Regions from separate parts of the Mus musculus genome. Here regions 2 and 3 are each linked to region 1. Evidence: chromatin loops called from intact Hi-C (ENCODE). Cell type or tissue: left cerebral cortex. All regions are shown on one strand.

Region 1 (5,000 bases):
ACACAGGTCAATGTGCTGTGCGTGTTTATTTTCTTTGGAATTGTCTCTCCTTTATAGACGAAGGTTACTTATCATCTGAGGACAAAACCCTTCCTGGTTGGGTCAGGGCATGCTCCAAACTGCCCTGTAATTGCAAGTCCCTATAATAATACTTTTTTTGGCCAGGACACAAACCATACTCAAGAAGTTCTTCCTGAGTGCTGAAGGTCAAGCAACTAGAACTTTCTCAAGCATCTAGAGGAGTAGAAGTCTGCAAACAAAGCTGCTTTTCCCGGAGCAACTGTCAGCAGCAGGTGAGTGTTCCTGGTACCTGGCTGCTAGTCTTGGCTCTGCTACCTGGAAGTCATCTTACCTCCCTCAGCCTCAGTTTCCTTCTCTATAGTATAGGTTTATAGTAGAACTGCCTTGATTTTTGTGGGAAATTTTTGTTTTAACATGTATTTACTGTGTGTGTTCATGTTTGTGTGTATACTCATGATTGTGTGTATGAGTGTGTGTGTGTGTGTGTGTGTGTGTGTGTGTGTGTCACAGGTTAACTCATCGGAGTCAGTCCTCTCCATCTGTCCAAGAATAGGCCTCAGGTTATTAGGTTTGGCAACAGGCACCTTTAGTCAGGGAGCTACTTCATCATTCTCTATTGTGTGAAAATTACATTCACCAACTTGGGGTTGAAGAGATGGCTCAGTGGTTAAGAGCACTAGCTGCTCTTCCAAAGGACCAGGGTTCAGTTCCCACATGGCAGCTCACATCTGCCTGAACTCCAGTTCCAGGGGATCCAGTACCCTCACACAGACACATATGCAGGCAAATATCATTGCACATCAAATAAAAATAAGCATTGAAAATTAAAAATAAAAAAAAATAGAATTTGCAAACTGGGCATGATGCCTATAACTCCAGCAGTAAAGAGCTGGGACAGGAGAAGGAGTTAAGTTAGCCTTAGCTATGTATGGAACACGTAGCCTGTAATACATAAAAGCTTGTGTTAAAACAAACCACAAAACAAACAAGAAGCAGTTTGGTAGCCTGTGAGTTGTGAAGTGCTGTGTAAACAGGAGCTGCTACGGTACCAGTTTCTACGAGACTCTGGCGACAAATGCAGGAGATTTTTTTTTTTCATATGCTTTGCACAGGGCCTGTGCAGCCGCACTAATGTAAGATGCTTTGCTAAAGAGCTACACAAAGGAGCATCTTTTAAAAGAGCAGACAAAGTTGGGGCGTGGTTGCACATGCCTTTAATCCCAGCACTGGGGAGTCAGAGGCAGGCAAATCTCTGTTGTGAGACTGAGACCAGCCTGGTCTAATATGAGTTCCAGACCAGCCAGGGCTACACAGTGAGACTTTTTTTTCTTTAAAAAAATAAAAAGGGGGGCTGGTGAGATGGCTCAGTGGGTAAGAGCACCCGACTGCTCTTCCGAAGGTCAGGAGTTCAAATCCCAGCAACCACATGGTGGCTCACAACCATCCATAACGAGATCTGACTCCCTCTTCTGGAGTGTCTGAGGAAAGCTATAGTGTACTTACAATAAATAAATAAATCTTAAAAAAGGGTGTGAAGCCAGGTGGCAGAGGTGCAGGCCTTTTATCCCAGCACTTGGGAGGCAGAGGCAATCGGATCCCTGTAAGTTCAATGTCCGCCTGGTCTACAGAGTGAGTTCCAAGACAGCCAGGGCTACACAGAGAAACATTGTTTTGAAAAAATAAAAGTGGGGTTTGGGGTGGGGTAGGCAAGTAACATCACTCACTCCCTGCCATGATCTTTCTTTAAAGTTCCAAAGAAAAGACACATTAAGACCCTCACTAAGGAGAAGTTTCAGAATTAAATTAAAACGACCCAGGTGGCCTTGACCTGGCCCTTCATGTACCGGACACCACCTGTAATCGATGCATCAGCCGTTGTCACCACCCAGCTTTAGTAGGGCCATGGAGCCCAGCCTGTCAGCCCTATGCCCCTTCCTACAGCATGCTTGTATAGAGGCTCACACTTTCCTTGATTGCAAGATGGGGCTACCTAAGTCCATAGCACATGTCTCAACAGAGCATGAGGAATACAAAGAGGTGAGTAACACTTCCCAGAGAGGGGAGATGTCACAAGGAAACTAATTTTAGAGCTGAGTACTGAAGGCAGACTAGATGTTGCCAGAAGGCAATGGGTGCTGAGGAACCCCACTCTCTGTCCCCCAGACTGGGAACAGCCTGTGCCTTTGACAAAGACATGAATGAGCTTGCTGTGTTCAGCAAAAGGCACAAAGAGATCCTGGCTGGAGTGAGGGCTGCGCAATTGGGAGGGGCCTGGCAAGCTAGCACTGAAGGGGAACATAGGAAAAGAGGAGGCTGGGGTTCCTGCTGCGGGGCCCTGGATCTCCCCGTAGGGCCCTGGTTCTCCACGTAGCTCCCCACAGCTTTGAAGAGGCATTGCTGTGCTGTCACAGTGGGATGAGGCTGTTAGGTGCTCTGCAGCCCATGTTGGTGTGAATTAAGTAACTTCCGAGTCACACTTAAAGCCAGACATGGTGGCTGGTGGCTGGTATCTGGATTACTACCAGCACTTGGGAGGCGGAGACAGGAAAATCGCCAGCCTGAGGTCACCAAGACTTACAGGGTTAAGAGCCTTTAAGTATTAAAGCCCAGTGTGTTAAGTACTGGTTTAGATCAGTATTTACAGCTGGTTTTCAATTTTCTAGCACTGCGTGTACTAGTGATAAATTGGAGCCCACTATTCAGCTTCCCCGAGCCTCAGTTTCCACTGTTTGGAGAGAATTAGATTGAACATAGGCTCTTAAGTCTCCAAATCAAGGCTCCTTCCCAGGCAACCTATCTCAAACTAAAAACCTAACGCATCATTCTTAGCTGCCCCTGGCTAATATGCATGGAACCCCAGCCATCCTCCCAGAATACACCTTTCTCCCTCACTTCCGCTTCCGTGGGCATCACCAGGCATCACCTCCTCTGCCTCTTCCTTGGCTACTGTGCTGCTCGGGTGACTCTTGCTGTGGCTCCTGTCACACATACCCTGCATGAACTGGGCAGAGCAACTACTTATTAAATCTCACATCACACCTCAGCTGAAGACCCGCAGTATTCTAGTCACTTGCGGTGAGCTCCAAAATCATTAGCACAGCTTGCAAGTCTCTGCCTGAGCATCTCTTAACTTCCATGTGCCATCAGCACCTGTCGCGCACCCTCAAGTGCCTTTGTCCCGGCCCTAGAACACTGATACCGAGCAGTGGAGCAGCTCCGCTGTGCCCGTTGCATTCCTTCTGCCTTAGATTTCCCTTCCCCTGCCTTTTCTGGGACCTTCTTGACTGCAGCCCCTCCTTAGATCGCCTTGCCTGCCCTCCCAGCCTGGAGTAGCTTCCTACGACATTATTCTCTATCACAATGCTCCTTTCTTTAGGGATTGAGCACAACTCCTTGTTGTTTATTTACTTACACTCTGGGTCTCCAGGGAACGATCTTGAGATGAGGAGACAAGGAAACCATATCGAGGCAATACTTCCAAAGGGCAACTCGTAGGTGCGGGTCCAGAATGTGGAAAAGAGTGAGGTGGGTTTCAAGTGCAGTCCAGCCTTTACTGCAGCCCACCGGGAAGCCCTGCTGTTTAAACTCTGCGTCTGGGTTTATTCCAAACCAGATGGACTCATTGACGGAGGAACCCAGTTAGGTTGGGATCCATTCCTGGGCCTTTCCAGCTTCCTCCAGCTGTCCAAGAACAGGCTTCTGGAAAGTTCCATGTGAGAAAATGCAGCTCACCAGCATAATGACCACAAAGCTACGATAATACCACTCACATTTTCTTCCTTATTTCTTCCCCCAATTTTTGAAATTAGATGGTCAGTCCCCTTAGTATTGCTTGTATGTGTATTATTTCAGGACTGGCCAGTGGGTACTGGATAGCCAGTTAGGGGGATCATCTCTCTCTTTCTCCCAGAATTCCTTAGTTGCCTGTAGTTCTCTGTTTAGGGGTGAGGTCTCATAAAATTGCCCCCTTCCATGTTAGCACCAAGGGAGACAGGCTCCATTTCAAACCTGGGGTTAGTCACAACCCACACCCAAACACCTGTTTTCACAGAGAGATCCTTTATAAAACATGGAAGAAAAGCTGAAGTAGGTTCTTCCTGACTCAGGCAGAAAACCATAAGCAAATGGCCTGGCAGGTGTAATTCTTAAGAAGGAAAAAGGAGCCAGGCAGTGGTTGTGCACACCTTTAATCCTATCACTCAGGAGGGAGAAACAGGCAGATCTCTGAGAGTTCAAGACCAGCCTAGCCTGGTCTAGAAAGTGAGTTCTGGGACAAGAGTTAAAACACAGAAACCCTGCCTTCAAATACAGAAGGAAGAAAAGGAAGGGGGGAGGGGGGGAGAAGAGGGGGAAGTCTTTGTTAGGATGGGCTAGGATGTGTGCTGGTATATTTGCTCCAGAGGAACAGAGGACAAGGAATAAGAGACAAAGACGGGAGGTAAAGGATGGGGGGAGAAGGGGAGGGGTATTTGTCCTGGGGGGCAATGAAGGACTGCCTCTGGATAGAGAGGAGACAGATGTGGCACATGGGAGAACGGCAGTTCATAAAGGTGCAAGGGGAACCTTGTGTTAGGATGAGGTGTTTAATTTTAATTAGGCATGCTAATTAGGTGACCCAAAGGGGGCTTTTGATTGCTGAACTTCAATACTTTGATAGCTGGACCTTGGTAGTCAGCCTCAGGAGGAGGCATTGGCCAAATAAGGGAAAAGACCTTGGCGGCTAGCTTTAGGAATGTAATCTAGCAGTTTTTAGGAAGGTAAAGGGAATTGGAGAGAAGGGCGAGGTCTGCTAGAGCCATGTTTACCATGCTTGGGCTGACCGGTGCTCATCCCTGCACAAGCCAGGAAACCCCACCCTCACAGAGAGAACTCCAGGCTAACAGGTCATCACTCCTCATCTCCGTTTCCAGCAACCCTCCCAAGAGTGCCTGCCCAGGGGCTCAGCTTTTGACCATGTATGGACACCATCCCAGCTCCTA
Region 2 (5,000 bases), 51 kb before region 1:
CGTCTTGAAGGAAACCAGGGAAAAGGAATCGCTTCAGTGTTTCCCCTGTGCTTTGGAAATGGGAGTCGGGGGTGGCCTTGTCCAGGCTCCATCATAAACGGTTAAGCCAACGGCCAGGCCTGTTCAGCTTTCCACCCCAATCTGTCCATGCCTGATCAGCTGGTGTCTTACTATCAAGAGTATAAGAGAGAGGGCAGCGCACACGGTTAATATTAAATCTCTTCTTCAGAGTTAGTCTCTAAGTTACAGCTAAACACCAGCAATCTTTTGTATCTGTTATCCTTAAAAGGCACGTCACTGAAGTCCTCAGTAATTCTGTCCCTCACCATTCCAGGCAGGACCACCATATGCAGGTCAATGTGTGTTCTTCCTCTTGGACTTTGTTTTGTTTTGATTTTTGAGACAGGGTTTCTCTGTGTATCCTTGGCTGTCCTGGAACTCACTCTGTACACCAGACTGGCCTTGAACTCAGAGATCCTCCTGCCTCTGCGTCCTGAGTGCTGGGATTAAAGGCGTGCGCCACCATGCCTGGATATGAATTCTTCCCATCAGTGTCCCTGTGGATTCCTTTGGGGCACTCACCATCTTCATACCTTACATTGGGGCTCCAGCTACCCTAAGCTCTTCTGTACTAAGTAAGGGTTAGAACTCAACGCTGCTCCCCCTGCCTGCAGCCTCCCCCAAAATCACGGTTGTTCGGTTTGTTTGGCAGAATGTACTAAAATCCATACAAAATCTCAAGAGACCTAGAACAGCCAAAGCAACCTTGGTTAAGAACAAAAATGGAAGCTGTGGTATGGTGGTGCATGCCTGTAATCCCCCATGAGGTGTAAGGAGTTCAAGTCTCTCTCTCTGTGTATGTGTATGTGTGTGTGTGTGTATGTGTGTGTGTGTGTGTGTGTGTGTGTATGTGTGTGTGTGTGTGTGTGTGTGTGTGTGTGTGTGTATGTGTGTGTCCCTGTCTTAAGAGCAAAACTTCAGGGACTGGGGAGATGGTTCAGTGGTTAAATGTAGAGGAAATCTTTTGTGCAATGTGTAGAAGCTTTACTTGTCAATAAAAGGCTGTTGGCCTATGAGTTTAGGCAAGAAATAAGAAGGTAGAAGTTCTGGTAAGGAGGATTTCTGGGATAGAGTCAGATACACAGGAGAATTGCCCCAGAACTCTAGTGGAGACAATCACATGAAACTGAAGGACAGGTAACTAGCTGTATGGCTTGGCTTAGGCTAGTTCACACAGGACAATTGAGTTATGAGCTAGCAGAAATGTGCCAAAGCTATTGGCCTAAGCATTTATTCATAATAATCCAGTCTCAGAGTGGTTATTTCGGGGAACAAAGAAGCCAGGTAGTATATATCTGGTTACAGTTATGGGCACTGGCTGATCTTCTAGACAATCCAGGCTCATCTCCAAGCACCCACATAGCAGCTCATACCTGTCTGTAACTCCAGTTTCAGGGCTTCTGACACCCTCACACAGACATACATTCAGGCAAAACACCAATGGATATAAAATAAAAATGATAAATTATAAAAAGAGACTAACCTGGTCTACAAACAACAAAGCAAAACAAAATACAAAACCCTGGAGAGCTTATGCTTGACTTTGTAGCTTGTGCTGGCCTCAAACTGATTTTTTTTTTTTTTTTTTTTTTTGAGATAGGGTTTCTCTGTGTAGCCCTGGTTGTCCTGGAACTCACTTTGTAGACCAGGCTGGCCTCGAACTCAGAAATCCACCTGCTTCTGCCTCCGGAGTGCTGGGATTAAAGGCGTGCGCCACCACGCCCGGCTGGTTTTTACTTTTAAATGTAAAGTTGGAGTTTATTTTGTTCTGCTTGTTTCCTTATTGACCTGGAACTCAATGTTAGGTTAAACTGGCTGCAAATCTGCCTAGCCCTAGATAGCAACCTGTCTCTACCTCCCTTACACTGGAATTCTAGGTTTGGATTGCCATGCCTGGATTTTTAAAAATTTATTTTAATTATGCATAGGAGTATGTGTACCTGAGTACAGATATCTGGAGAAGCCAGCACAGGGTGTTTCTAGAGCTGGATTTACAGCTGTGAGCTGCCTGCCGTGGGTCCTGGACGTGCAGCAAGTGCTCCTAGCCACGGAGCCATCTCTCTTGCCCACAACCTGGATGATCGATCTGTCTGTCCGTCTATCTATCTATCTATCTATCTATCTATCTATCTATCTATCTATCTATCTATCTATCTTTCTTTCTATCTATCTATCTATCTATCTATCTATCTATCTATCTATCTATCTATCTATCTATCTATCTATCTAACACGGGTTCATGGATAGAATTCAGCCTTTCATGTTCGCATGGCAACAACTGCATTATCTCCCCAGCCCCAAAGTTGGAGTCTAGCAATACAAAGTTTTACTATGCTAGCCTAGCTAACCCCGCCCCACCCCGAGATTAGTGCTAAGGTATGACCTCAGCCTCCGGAGCACAGCTTGACTAAGGTCTATTCTCCTCCTTCCTCCTACAAGAAGCTCTCTCAAGGCCTGGCCAGAGGTGGGGGAAGATGGGGTCTTTACAGCCTCCCAGGGCTACCCTGCTCTATTCCTGCAGAGCACTGATGAGTCATGGCTCCTCCCATCTGCCGCTGTCACCAGACCACAAGCTTCTTTCTCAACTCTGACAGAGAAGAGAATATTATGCAAACTAAGAGCCGGAGAACACCACCCCCTCCTTCCCATCAAGAAGCACAGTAGGGGCTCTTTACATAACTCAGAGATTAACAACAGGGGGTACCTGTGGGGAAAGAGTCCCAGGAGAAGCCAGGTGGGGAGCTGGTTTGCTGCTGAGGGGGCCCCCCACCCCCCCCACCCCCAGTTTGCATGTTCAGTAAGGAGGGAGGGTATGAGGCTTGGAAGAGATGTCCTTAATTAAGCAACATTACTATAGCAACCATAGATAATCCACTGATAGATAATGCTAATAGGAACACTTGACCTGTCTGCTGTCATGTGGTGTCAAATCCTATATATGCACCGTATGTAAGCCATTACCAGCTTACTGCGCACAACTCAAATGCTCAGCCAACTATAGCGATCGTAGTGGTGTTATCTTATGTTTCTTTCTTTTAGCTGTTTCTTTGTTCATTCATTCATTCATTCATTCATTCAGTCAGTCAGTTTTAATACAGAGTCTCGTTATTTAGACTGGTCTTGAGCTTCCATCCTTTTGCCTGGGCCTTCCTAAGTGCTGACGTTATAGCGAAGTGACAACTTTGGTTTTGGTTACTATCCTTACCCCCAGGCCTCTGCTGTGCTTTGATTCCCTTACCTTCTCCTCCCCTTCCTGCCCCTGCCCTGCCCTCCCTCCCTGTCTCTTACTTCCTCTTTCCTTTCCACTCCTTATCTCCCCTTCCTCTCCCCTCCTCCATTCCTCTCCATCTCTCCTTTTCCTTCCCTCCCCTCTCTTCATTTATTTATTTACTTTTCTTCCTGACAGGATCTCACATAGCCCAGGCTGCCCTAAAATTTGCTATGTAGCCAACGCTGGTCTTGAACTCCTGATTCTTCTGCCTCAATCTCTCAAGTGGCAGGATTACAGGTGTGTGGCTCCACACCAAGTATAAGCCTTTGCCTGTAGTATTTCCTTCAAAAAACACCTATTGAGGGACTGGAGAATGCTTCAGCTGTTAAGAGCACTGGCTGCTCTCTAGAGGCCCTGGATTTAGTTCCCAACACCCACATGTTGCCTCATAACTGCCTATAATGCCAGTTCCAGGAATCCAACACCCCCCCACCCAAAAGCACCAGACATGCATGTGGAATACTTATATACACACAGGCAAAACATTCATGTTCATAAAATAAAAATGTTTTTAAGTGAAAGCACAACTTGTATTTTTGGCACACCTAGGCCTCTGGGACACATAGAACAGAAGTGTGCTTTTTTACATATATGTTTTCTAATCTAGTTTAACTACTGTCTTGCTGAATGATGTTTTCTGAGCCTAGTTATTTAACTATTCAATGAACTACTCAACAGTAATGGGTATACTATAGAATTGCCAGCAGGACTAGAAATACATGCTATAGATCCAGCTCATGGTTCACACAAGGAACACTCAATTCCGGTATCTCTTAAAAGGGACTTAGTACATATAGCTGTTGAAAAGGATCCTGATACAGAGGAAGAATCTCTTTCTGAGGTCACGAAGAGATCAGCACACCTGGAGTTCAGGCCTGGCTTACCCTCAGGGATTACCAAACCAGACTGTTACACTGGCCAAAGTGATGGAACTTTTGAAGCCAGGTCTGCTCTAAAAATTCGAGTATGGATGCTCCCTATCTTGGACAGATGAGGGACTTCTCTGCCAAGAAAGATTTTAAAACCTTGAGGACTCAAACTCAAGGATAAACTCAGACCTCTTAAATACTCATCATAACAGGACAAAAAGCACAATGTCTTCCTTCTTGGTTCCATGGTGCTTCAAATGAAAGAGGAAGAAACACGAAGCCAGGGGGCCTCTTGTCTCAAAACCCTCCCCAAAGGATGTGTATCGCTGTCGATTACAATCTAGAGGTAACATGTGCTGGAAATTTTGAACCATCCATTTGTGAGGCTAAGCCTTTATTCTTCCTCCCTGCCTGAATTCTCTGTATCTTGTACAGAGCTTGTTAAACTTGGTGCATAATTTGATTTTTGGTCTTAGTGAAGAAACTAAAAGCAGAGTGGAGAGGAAATGGTAACTTTCTGACCTCCTGTATTCACTCGAGTGTGCGTGCCTGTTTTCTTAGTGTCTCTTGGTTATGTTTCTCGTTTTGATTTCATAAGTAAAATGTTCCATCTGTGTATTTGTTTTCCAGACCGAGTCCCTAGAATTTTAAGTAAAAGTGTCTCCCAAGTTTTGTTTTGTTTTACTTTAACACACACACACACACACACACATACACACACACACACACACACACACACTCTAGACTCAATAGTAAAAGGAAAGAAGCTACTCCCAAAAGTTGTCCTCTGATCTAGAGCA
Region 3 (5,000 bases), 68 kb before region 1:
TCCCCCTGTTTTATTCACAGCTATTATTTGCTGCTTATGGCAATCCAAGATCAATTCTGTGAAACACTGAGGGCATTAAACTTTAAGACACCAACTAATGTTCTTCAGTAATATCTAAACCTTTTCATTTAACACAGATACTACTAGGAAATGAAGGCTCCCTGATTTTAAAGATAATTTAATAGATACAAAAAGTGGTGCACAGTGTAAGATGGACATTTACATACAGGATAAATGCAAATATTTATCTGGAGGAGATAGTATAAAGGAAGGGGTACGTGAAATGTGGATGAAAGGCAATACTGAAAAACAAATTCCTAGCCAAGCAATGGTGGCTCACACTTTGAATCCCAGCACTTGAAAGGCAGAGGCAGTCAGATCTTTGAGTTCCAGGCTGGAACTACAGAGTGAGTTACAGGATAGTTGTGCAATTTTGAAACTGTCTAGAATAAGCGAAAAAGAAAAAGAAAAAAAGAAAAGAAGAAAGAGGAAAGAAAAATTACTCTCCTTTAGAATGACCTGTGTAAATTGGGAGGGAGGTGGAGATGGGCAGAAAGGTCATGCAGCCTTAGGCTGGCTGGCCCTAAACACTTCTGGGGCCAAAGAGGTGAAATCCTGCCTCCATTTCCCAAATGCTGGGATTACAATCAATGTGAGGATTAGGATCTCAGAAGTGCTTCTCACCTGGTTTATAGGGTGCTGGAAATCAAACCCAGGGCTGGAGATTCTAGGCAATCACTTGACCAACCACAAATCTAGCTCCACCTTGACACTCCTCAAAATTGTTTTCCTCTTCGAAATATCTTTACAAATGTTTCTGCTATCTTTGCAGATTTTCCAAAAAAAAATTGTTTTTTTTTTGTTTGTTTGTTTTTTTTAGACAGGATTTCTCTGTACAGCCCTGGCTGTTCTCAAACTCATAGATCTGCCTTGCCCCAAGTGCTGGGATTAAAGGAATGCACAACTGCCCGGCAAAGTTTTTTAAAATCAGGCATATACATATACACACAATGGACTACCAGAAACAATTTATTAACATATAAAATATGCTAAATAAAAGCCTTTTGCACAAAAGCATGCATATCAATTGATTCCATTTAAGTCCCTTGATTTAAAAAAAAAAAAAAAAAGGAAGGCTAGATGGGCCTCACAAGAACTGCTGTGACCTGTCAGGAGGGCTAGATGAGGATGTTAATGTTCTGTCTTGACCTAGATGTAGATTATAAAGTTCTTTCTCCTCTCTTTGCACACAGGATTTTGCTTTATGTGACCATAGCTAGCTTCAAGAACTTCCTGGGATTACAGGTGTAACAACACCTGGCATCACTTTGCTAAAACGTACTAAATACAAGCCAAACTTGTCCTGAGCCTGGAGTCCTAGCACCAGGCTGATGAGGAAGGAAAATCAGACTCAAGTCTGGGCTACAAAGTGAGGTCCTGTCTCAAACAAACAACAAAATCTAATCAAACAGTACAAATAAATAATGAGAATTTTACTGCCAATTTCTAAAAATTAGAGAATGGGACTGTATTTAATGTATGGAAATACTCAAGTTAGAGCTATGAAGCATTTTGATGTCCGTAATGCAGAATTAGTAAGATGGCTGGAAGGTAAGTAGAGTAAAATGTTAGCTGCGGAATCTAAATTGAAGGTACCACTCTGAGTTCATTGTTGGGAATCATACTAAAACATTAGAGAAATAAATTGATTACTCATTTATCTTTATAACCTACAGTTTTATGTAAACACCCTTTCCTACTTATTACCTGTGAATTCCTCGGGGCTTATTGGTACCAAGCTTGCTTTCCTGTCGGGCCTAGTTCTCATAGTCCTTTCCTGAGGAAGTTAATCAGCTCTCACCCAGGCTGTGCATATATTAATGGTAAAACACCACAGGACAAGAACAACCTAAGATATCCACCACAAAACTGAGTTCAATCTGTTCAAACATCCTGAGGCTGTAAACAGTGTAAACTGCTTGCTTCGTTCAGCCAGTAACACACGTTCATGATACTTAATACCATAAAACGTTTAAACACTACTAACCGCTGGCAGCCAACAGAGTCCTTGATAAGCCGCATCAACCTACCCTTCGCCCTCTTTCTGCCCCGCGATCACAGCTAGGACCAGAAAACGAAGCCATGGTGACTAATCTCCAGGCTTCAGGAGGTGACTGGGGTAAGTGAAAGCGACTTGGCCCAATCAGGAGAGCCGCAGGGGCGGGTCAGCAGCGCCGAGGTTTCCAGAAAGGGCCAAAGGCCTATTCGCTTGCTACTTGACACCGGGGCTTCCCCGCCGCCGGCCCCGAGTGAGGTCAACTTTCCACCGCCAGAGGGGGAGCGCGCACTCCGCACCCCCTCTCCCGCCCGCAAGAATCCAGCCTCCTCCCAGCTGTCACCAGATGCCGGCTCGAGGCCCGCCCCGCTCCATTCATAACCCGGAGCCCCGGCCGCCGCAGCCCGTCCACTCCGCACCACAACCCCCTGCAGGCACTGAGACAGGGAGAGGGCGATGGGACCCCCAGCCCTCCAGGCTGCCGCCGGACCCCCTCCCCGGAAACAGCAATGCACCACGGGAGTGGGGTGGGGGCCGCATGCCGCCGAGAGGGAACAGCGACCACCGCCAGCCTGCCCCCGAGCGCGGCCCCACGCGCACACGCCCCCTCGCTCAACCGCGGCTGTCGGCTGCCGCCCTGGGTCGCGAGGCGCCGGCCGCCGCCCGGGCCACCGGCAGCCGCCACACACGCCGCCGGCCGCCATGTTCGAGGCCGCCGGCTGCGGGGCACTGCGGGGACACCGAGGGCGGCGTGGCCCAGCCCAGGCGCCGGACCCTCCCGCGCCCCTAAGTCCGGTACTCACGTGAGATAACGGCCCAAAGAGTCGGGTAAAGCGTCTTCTCTTTTTCGGCGGAATTTTTAAAGAGGGATGTGGTTACCTTGAGCAGAAATACCCAAGGCGGCCTGGGCCATAGGCTGCGGGGACGACGTGGGGGAAACGCGCGGCACCGACACCAGCTGAGCAGCAGTGGCGGCGGCAGCCGAACTGGAGAAATGGAGCGGCGCGAGAAAAAGAAGAAAGGCGCGAACTGGGTGGGGAGAGGATTCAGCCTCGTCACTCCGCAGAGCAGCAGAGCGAGAAGGATGAGAAGAGCAGAGCAGGAGACAACCAGAGAGAAAAACGGAAACACCGCGGCGAGAGTTGAGCCAGAGAGTGTGGGAAGGCGGTGCCAGAGACGCCAGTATTTATACTCAGGGGGGCGGGGGCTGCTGACGTCACAGACGGCCGGTCGGCCGCACGACGGGGGTGGGGCCTGTGCCGCCGGGGAATGTGGGAGGGGCGGAAGGGGAAGGACAGCCTTGTGCAGTTAGGGGGCCGAAGGGCGGGACCACCGGGCCTGGCAGGTGCTGGCCCGGCGCTCGCTTCCCGCCCTCGCGCTGCAGCCGCTCCCCAGCGGGCTGCTAGTTTCGTAGGCGGGGCAGAGGGCGCGCGGCCCAGCGGATCGCGGATCGCGCCCTCGCCCTTGCGGCGCCTGCGCGCCACGCTAGCAGCCAACGATCCGCTTTGTGAGCCGGCAGCTAGTCCATGCTGACGGCAGCCTTCGGGACCGTCCTGGGTCCTCGGCTTACCGACTCCAGTATTTTAGGAGAGGAGGGTGTGCGCCATCACGGGGCTTTCTCGGTGCACTAGTTTATGTAACAACTGTATACTATGCCCGGGGACTGTATTCCGAGGGAGAGGTTCCCGCCTCTCCATGGGTTGCGGAGCTCCGTTATGAAAATGAGTTCCCCGTGGCCAGCAAGAACCAGTCCGGTGTGGTTACTGAGGCTTTGATCGTACCAGAATGTTCCTCCGTGTTCGCATGTTGCAATATGGTGCAGTAGATTTTTTTTTTAAATGTGGCTTTTCTTTCTTTGTCTTCATTTTCAAAAAGGGTTGATGCAGTCAGACCCAGCCCTATTAAAGCGGGGCCAGTGTTGCTGAAGTTACATGACTTAAAGGCACATCTCTTTAATCCTCTGCATTTCTCGTTTGAAGTCATTCTTTTTTTTTATTCTTTTGTTTTGTTTCTCCAGAAAGGCTTTCTCTGTGCAACCCAAGCTGTCCTGGAACTCCCTCTATATACCAGGCTAGCCTTGAACTCTGCCTGGTATATAGGTGCTCCTAGGTGCTCCTGCTAAAGGCACGTGCCACCACACCAGGGTTTCTCTCTAATCTTGTTTGTTTTGTTTTGTTTTTCTTCAGTTTTTCGAGACAGGGTTTCTCTGTATAGCCCTGGCTGTCCTGGAACTCACTCTGTAGACCAGACTGGCCTCGAACTCAGAAATCTGCCTGCCTCTGCCTCCCAAGTGCTGGGATTAAAGGCGTGCGCCACTACTGCCCGGCCGTTTTTTCTCTATTCTCTATTATTTAATAAACTTTTATTACTAAAGTAAAATGACGGATGTAGCCTCCCCCCTCCCCTTATATTTAAAATCCTTTTTCTAGCTGGATGAGGTGGTGCATGCCTTTAATCCCAGCATAAGAAGGCAGAAGCTGATGGATCTCTTGAGTTCAAAGTTAGCCTGGTTTCTAGACAGCTTGAGCTACACGTAGTGAAACCCTGTCTGGAAAAAGGAAAAACCAAAGGCCATTTTATCACTAGCAGTCAGTCCTAGCCTGCTAAATCTTTGCAACTCCAGACTCAGCACAATGAAGGGGAGGGACAGGCAGACAGGGCACTTCTCTGTAGCTGAAACTGACCTCCAAATAGCAAGTCTCCTGCCTCAATTTAAGGGGATTGAGATTACAGTCGTGTATTACCCTATTTATGATGCCCCTTCAACGTAAGATCTTTTAAAGTAAGACCCTGAACCCTCTCTCCTTCACATTCTTTCACTCCATTTATCTTGTAATCGGTACAGTAATTAATAAATCACCAAGGCAGAAAGAAAGGAAGAGCTCTTGCAGATTTGGTAAGGCCAGAATGTTTCAGAGGTAGAGAGTATTACAAGTTGGGAACT

Evidence for each region. A loop is a pair of places that touch in the nucleus more often than their neighbours do. Peaks named below come from ENCODE experiments on the same cell type or tissue, not always from the same donor. Only the 100,000 strongest peaks of a DNase experiment are listed, where the experiment ranks them.
Region 2: a loop joins it to region 1, with 1.8 times the contacts of the local background. A loop is called at or near these places in 6 of 42 quality-filtered maps.
Region 3: a loop joins it to region 1, with 8 times the contacts of the local background. A loop is called at or near these places in 9 of 42 quality-filtered maps.

Annotation. Positions count from the first base shown.
Region 1 is chr15:38,583,595-38,588,594 of GRCm38, forward strand. 2310043O21Rik (RIKEN cDNA 2310043O21 gene) reads right to left here. Exons shown (of 3, transcript NR_045757.1): 2 at 3,434-3,720. All of the region lies in intron 2 of Gm41309 (a long non-coding RNA gene), which reads right to left. Among named protein-coding and RNA genes, the nearest start is that of 2310043O21Rik, 8.8 kb to the right of the region's middle. In left cerebral cortex, no CTCF peak of the experiment used is centred here; a DNase peak (open chromatin) is centred at 2,227; H3K27ac peaks cover 502 bases.
Region 2 is chr15:38,532,951-38,537,950 of GRCm38, forward strand. No RefSeq gene overlaps it. Among named protein-coding and RNA genes, the nearest start is that of Azin1, 16 kb to the left of the region's middle. In left cerebral cortex, no CTCF peak of the experiment used is centred here; a DNase peak (open chromatin) is centred at 2,629.
Region 3 is chr15:38,516,050-38,521,049 of GRCm38, forward strand. Azin1 (antizyme inhibitor 1) reads right to left here and starts at 3,217. Exons shown (of 12, transcript NM_018745.5): 1 at 2,860-3,217. In left cerebral cortex, CTCF peaks have their summits at 2,332 and 3,500; DNase peaks (open chromatin) are centred at 2,296 and 3,369; H3K4me3 peaks cover 2,954 bases; H3K27ac peaks cover 2,509 bases.